2 separate regions of the Homo sapiens genome follow, and region 2 is linked to region 1. A link is a contact called in ENCODE Hi-C or POLR2A ChIA-PET data. All regions are on one chromosome and are shown on one strand. Each heading gives the region's core, a stretch centred on a gene start or an enhancer-like site at or near the end of the contact. The rest is flanking DNA. Distances are from core to core; before and after follow the strand shown. Region 1 overlaps TGFBR2 (transforming growth factor beta receptor 2). Region 2 overlaps TGFBR2 (transforming growth factor beta receptor 2).

What was found. Hi-C counts contacts between places; a loop is a spot of excess contacts on that map. ChIA-PET counts read pairs that join two places held with the same protein, here RNA polymerase II (POLR2A). Pooled maps may share reads with other maps.
Region 2: a loop to region 1 is called in a map of CD4-positive, alpha-beta T cell, with 2.3 times the contacts of the local background. The contact joins two enhancer-like sites. A Hi-C loop is called at or near these places in 14 of 168 maps with a recorded cell type or tissue (A673, B cell, CD4-positive, alpha-beta T cell and 9 more), 3 of 37 single-sample maps with no recorded cell type and 16 of 50 pooled maps. POLR2A ChIA-PET finds 5 or more read pairs at or near these places in 24 of 52 experiments (AG04450, BJ, CD4-positive, alpha-beta T cell and 17 more).

What each region holds. Positions count from the first base shown.
Region 1 is chr3:30,681,088-30,684,036 of GRCh38, reverse strand. All of the region lies in intron 5 of TGFBR2 (transforming growth factor beta receptor 2), which reads right to left. Among named protein-coding and RNA genes, the nearest start is that of TGFBR2, 76 kb to the right of the region's middle. Within about 2 kb of position 1,434, at least 24 of the 41 ENCODE cell types and tissues checked have a DNase peak (open chromatin) inside an H3K27ac peak, as active enhancers do; they include B cell and CD8-positive, alpha-beta T cell, where a contact is called at or near this core.
Region 2 is chr3:30,642,782-30,645,730 of GRCh38, reverse strand. It overlaps TGFBR2 (transforming growth factor beta receptor 2), which reads right to left. Exons shown (of 7, transcript NM_003242.6): 2 at 816-984. Among named protein-coding and RNA genes, the nearest start is that of TGFBR2, 38 kb to the right of the region's middle. Within about 2 kb of position 1,455, at least 20 of the 41 ENCODE cell types and tissues checked have a DNase peak (open chromatin) inside an H3K27ac peak, as active enhancers do; they include B cell and CD8-positive, alpha-beta T cell, where a contact is called at or near this core.

The sequences.
Region 1 (2,949 bases), core at 185-2,684:
TCAGTTCTAAGTGTCCCTCAGAATGCCTCAGATATTTGCTTTGACTCAGCAGAAGAAGGGAAGATCGTGGCCAGAGATAGCCTGAACCCTGCGAGAGGAGGTTAGAAAGCAGAAAGCCCTCTGCCAGCCAGGTGGGTACCAATGGTCGTTCCTAGGATGAGACCTCATGTAACAGAGCCCAGGCAGTCCTGGGGAACTGGACAGAGCTGGTGATTGGCAACAAGTTGATGGCCTGAGACCTTTGACACTCCCAACTTTTTCCCCAGGGTTTCAGGCAGCTGGAGACTGGGATGTTTAATCCACTTTGGCAAAATCTTTGGGTCCAAACTGTGTATCTTATTTATTTTTCATGATGGTGCTTAAAATATTTTTATTTTGGAAAATGCATGTGATTAAAACTATGAAATGACTAAACAAATATGTATAAAGAAATGTAAATCTCTCCCCAACTCCTAACCACTGTTTCTTTCACAAAAGTGGCTTAGGTGGAATAGTGAGATTAAAAGTGATTAAAATTTTTCCCTTATTACTTGCAAATGAGCACTTCTCAATCAATTTTTTATAAAAGCCCAGATGTTTTGCCCTCAATTCATTGGGAATAAAGGCTTTGGTAAAATACAGTAGAAATGAATTACAAGAAAAATGAATCCCACTTGAGTGTTGTGGCAACATCAAACTGCTATTAAAGGCACAAAACACATCTTGGTTTCTGTCCTTATATTGCAAATCTGTAACAGAGAGTTTGAGGACCAGCACCTGCCAAAGACCACACTTGGAGCAACATTGCCCTAAATGCTTCTTAAGGAATGTGAGATGCATTTTGACACAGGAAAAAAGAGCACAAGTTATTAAACATATTTTAAGGGTTTCAAATGAGTCAGACAAAGAATATTGAAAAGGTCTTCAGAGACGGGATCCAACATCCTCATTTTACAGTTGAGAAAACTGAGGCCCAAATAGTACACTGGATTCCAGGAAGAGCATTTAGAATTGTGCACTTTATTACTGTTACTCTGAAGAAATTTGCCTTTGCCTTTTTAGGAAGCTTTCATGCTTGCTCATCTCTGCCAAGCATTGCAGAGATTTCTCCCCTAACCAGAGCAAGTACAGCTGGGGCAGTCCCTGGTATGAACATGCCCTTCCCAAATGTGACAAGTGTGTCCCTCCCTGCCTTGATGGGGCCCTCCTCAGCATACAACCTTGAGAAGGGGAACCTTATGGGATCTGCTGGGTGGTTGTTATTTGTAATTTCTAAGCCAGCTATGCAAAAAAACAATTACAAAGAGCAGCCCTCTCCTTAGCTGGTATTATTTACCCACATTAAACCCAAACACTTGTCCTTTCTGGGTTTAGGGAAGTAGATGTGACTGGTGGTGGAGGTGAGGTAAGGATGAGAATCTCATTTTAGCTACAGGCATCAGATTGGGGCATAGTTGGCAATAGAATTAATGCAGTTCCTCTTTGCACATTTGATCAAATGATGCTTGACCTTGGGCCTCTCTCTTGTGAAGAACTGCATAAAAAGCAAGTTCAGGAGTGTGTGGGCTGAGTCCAGAGAAAATGTTACACCTGGCTAACCTATAACAAGAACCACCTTTTTAAAAAAAATTGGAATTGCCTCTAAGAGAAAAAGCGAAGGCTTAGAGAGTATGACTGAGTTTAGCACTTCAAAAGTGGAAGAGCTAACAATATGCATTGTAAGTATTATTTGTTGTTTTTGCCCTGACTCCTTTAAAAAGTAGATATGAGGACTTAGAAAAGAGATGCCAAGAGTTTGTGCCTCACTTCCTATATCCACAAAATAAGAATAGTCACATATGCCCCCTACAATTATTCAGTGTGATGCTGCAGGGCCAGCTGCACCGCCACCTCCCAACCCCATTGCACTGGCTCTTCCGGTTAGGCTGGCCCAACTCCAGGAGGAACAGGCAGAAGGGCTGGAGTGAACCCTCCCAGCTCGGCCTGGAGCAGCCCTCCAGCAAACTGATGGGAATTGGAAAGATAAAACACCCAGCTTCCTTTGAGTCAGGTGGTATGACACTGAGGTGTGTGTTCTGCTCGTAGTTATACTCCAGTTGCCCATGGTGGTAACCCACTTGATAAGATATCCTTTACTGGTTTCCTTCCCTTTCCTGACTCATTTCCTCATTCTCTTACTGGCATTTCCTGCAATCTCTTCCCAAATAAACTACTAGTACTCAAATTCTTGTTCCAGGGTTGGAGGCACTCCACCCAAGACATATGCCTACACAGCAGAATTAGTTCATCAAACCAAGTCTTTGTCTCACCCTCAGACTGTTTCTGAAGCCAGACAGACGGGGCTGAACACCTCAGAATTTCCCTGAGTGCCTCAAACGGCATCTTTTCTAAAAAACCTCTTTATTTCACTGCTTGAGAACGACTTTCTCTTACTTCCATCTCCCTCCCGCCACCTCTCTCTGCAGTCTTTTCACTGATGGAAGCCACCCGCAACCGCCCGGCCCTCGCAGCTTCTTTTAATTTGTCTCAAAAGGCTCTTAAGAGAAAACTACGCTTGCCTGTCTCTTCCCAGTTCCACAACCCTCAGAGGGCAGGTCTCTGGGACAGCAATGGTATTCCTCGGAAAGTCAGCATCTGGTGCACAGCTGCTGTTTTGACTGTAGTCCCAATGTAACAGGGCAGCAAAGTTGTTGATGGTTTTCCCCAAAGCAGTACCCCCGAGTTTTCATATCTGCTTTCCAGACTGTGCTCCCTTGAAATCCAGGAAAATGAAGCGTTTCAATCCTGGTCTCTCCTCAGCCGTCTCTCCAACGCCTCCTTTTTTTCTGTCTCTTTCTTCCCCCAGCCCCTTCCCTTTCTTTTTGGTTCATTTGCACTTTTTTTTTTTTTTTTTTTTTCATCTCACAAGGCTGCAGCAACTTGACAATACACTAAGGAGCCCTTCTTGGAGTTGTGTTGCTCCTCATTAAA
Region 2 (2,949 bases), core at 206-2,705, 38 kb after region 1:
GTGGATCACCTGAGGTCGGGAGTTCGAGACCAGCCTGGCCAACATGGTGAAACCCCGTCTCTACTAAAAATACAAAACTTAGCCAGGTGTGGTAGTGGGCACCTGTAATCCCAGCTACTCGAAAGGCTGAGACAAGAGAAACGCTTGAACCTGGGAGGTGGAGGTTGCGGTGAGCCAAGATTGTGCCATGGCACTCTAGCCTGAATGACAGAGCAAGACTCCATCTCAAAAAAAAAAAAGAAATATGTAGTTCTGAGCTGAGAGAAAGAAGTCATATCTATCCCAATGGTTATATGAATAATATAACCAGAATTTCTGACTAAAAAAACAGGTTGTTTTTGTGGTTCTCCAAGTAGATTCCCCATTTTTGGCTGGTAGTTTTCTCTTCCAACAGCCAACCTTTCATCACCTCTTCTTCCAGACCTGAGATTGCCTCAAGAGAACAAAGCTCCTGGTCTCACTATGGGGTGCTGAGGAGGTGTCGGTTAAATGACTACTAAGCGGCAAATCCCTCTTCTTGATACAAGAAAGAGTTTCCAGATTTATTATATTAAAGATCATTTTATGATCTTTACATTTATCATGATCATTTTATAATCATGATACGTTTATATACCCACATAAACGTACACATACATGCAGAGAACACCCCTAGAAACTACATTTAATAATCGAAAGAGAGATGGTCTAAAGGAAAGGGAAATGGAACAGGTGTTTACATTTAGGAGACAGAGATACACTGACTGTGTGTACTATGAGAATACATTATGTAAAAAGGGGAAAAGAAAGAATAACTTCTTAAAAGGCTTGCTTACCATACAGCCACACAGACTTCCTGTGGCTTCTCACAGATGGAGGTGATGCTGCAGTTGCTCATGCAGGATTTCTGGTTGTCACAGGTGGAAAATCTCACATCACAAAATTTACACAGTTGTGGAAACTTGACTGCACCGTTGTTGTCAGTGACTATCATGTCGTTATTAACTGAGGAGAGAGAAAGATATATTAAATGATTATCCAACTGCCAGGCAGCCTGCCAATGAATTCCTGAAGATGTTATGCAATTTCAAATGAACTTGATGTCATGAGAATGAATCTGAAGAAAGGCAAAATAATTCCTTCACATCAGATTAGAATTATCTGGTGTATGCAATTTGTAATAAAATCCATTGTACCGTGGTGAGGGGTGGTGAGGGGTTGGGGTGGTTGAGTAGCCATTTGCTTTTGTCAATGGTTGTCATAAGGTCCACTTTCTACAAAAATCTTATCATTCAATAAAGAAACCTAGATGGGCCCACTGCATAGTACGGAGTGCTGGGCCCACAAATAAAAGTACCCTTAAGGAAATTATAGTTTAGCTGGTGAATAAGACAGGAAACAGACCAAGTCAGGGTGACCCAAAATAGAGGGCAGCACAGAGGATGTGGGAGCCAGGCGAGCATCACCGCTCAGCTGGGCAGGGAGGCTATAACCTCACAGAGTCATGAAGTGCCACACCAAAGGAGGAACCGTTGCTGGAGGCACAAGATTTTGCCGCCATTTTCCTGACCTACTCCTGAAAGAGCTATAAGGGTCTTCTTTTCAAGGGACTAGTTCTACTGATCTCTCTCTGTGTTTGAGGCAAATCAATTGATTAACTAACACTTACTGAGTGCCTCCTAGACACAATCCCAAGCATTGGTGAGGCATTGGAGTTATGATCGCAGCAAATAAAAGCTGAATCCACCTCAGGATCTGCCTTCTGTACCTCTCCCTTATCACCACCATCACCAATCTCCTGCCCCCTTCTGGGAAGAAGCCAAGTTCATTCCCTCCTCAGGCCTTTCACTTGCTATTACCTTTGTTTAGCTTCCTGTCACTTTTCTGATCTCTGATCAAATGCCACCTCTTCATCCTATAGCAACTCTGTTTTATTTATTGTCTGCACAAACTATCTGCATCGCATACTTGCTAATAATCTATCCACAAAAATGTAAGCTCCATGAAACTTTCTCCACCTCACTTACCTACTATATCTCCAGTGCCAGGAAGAGAACCTTTCACATAGCAGGCATACAAAAATGTTTATTGGATAAATGAGTGAACACAGGATGAATACAAGGAGTCCATGTTTGGCCCTTGATGCCATGTAGGATAGGATACAGAACTTCTTCACTCAGATTAGAGAGGAATGTGATTATAAATGTGATATTCATTCACATTTATTCAATAAAATATGGAAGACAGACTATTCTTTGCAAAATACAGGCTGCAAACTAGGGGCAGTTCAAATAAAGGTGTAACACCCCATTCCCCATTTTCTTCCTCAATGAGATGGTGATGATGTTTAAGACATGAGTTTGGACAGTCAGTGAAGTATGACAAGGCTACTAGGCACTCAACCAGCAAACATGAATTAATACTTACATGCTAGACTAAGAAACATTAAGCACTTAGACCGCATGGGGTGCTGGAACAGTTGCTGGGCCACAGAAAGTTGTGAGGTACTTTTCCAAGGCATAACCCTTAGAGAGGCCTAAGAAAAGCCTCATGTTCCCTCCGCTCTTGCCTAGAGAGGAACACTTTCAATGCCTTTCCACAGTCACTCTCTGTCCTGTGAATTTTAGGATTCTGTCATAGATACTTTGCCCTGCAACTGTCTTTGTAGCTTGGGCATAGCACCTGTTTCCTGGGTCTCTAAAAATATAAACGTATATAAATTTAAGATTTGCTTTCTTGTGGTAACAGTAAATATAGAAGAAAAAAATAAAGCCATTCATCCCTCTCGGGCCTCAAGTTCATTTCAGGAAGTTTATTTTTAGGTAACAAGCTATTTTGAAATTCTCAGTGTCTCCCAGACCAAGAGCTCTATGCTTAGCTAAAAATATAGGCAGAAATACTCTCTGAACTGTGTGAAATTTGGGAGAAACACAACAATTAATATGTATTTTTTTCTAACATGGTTATACT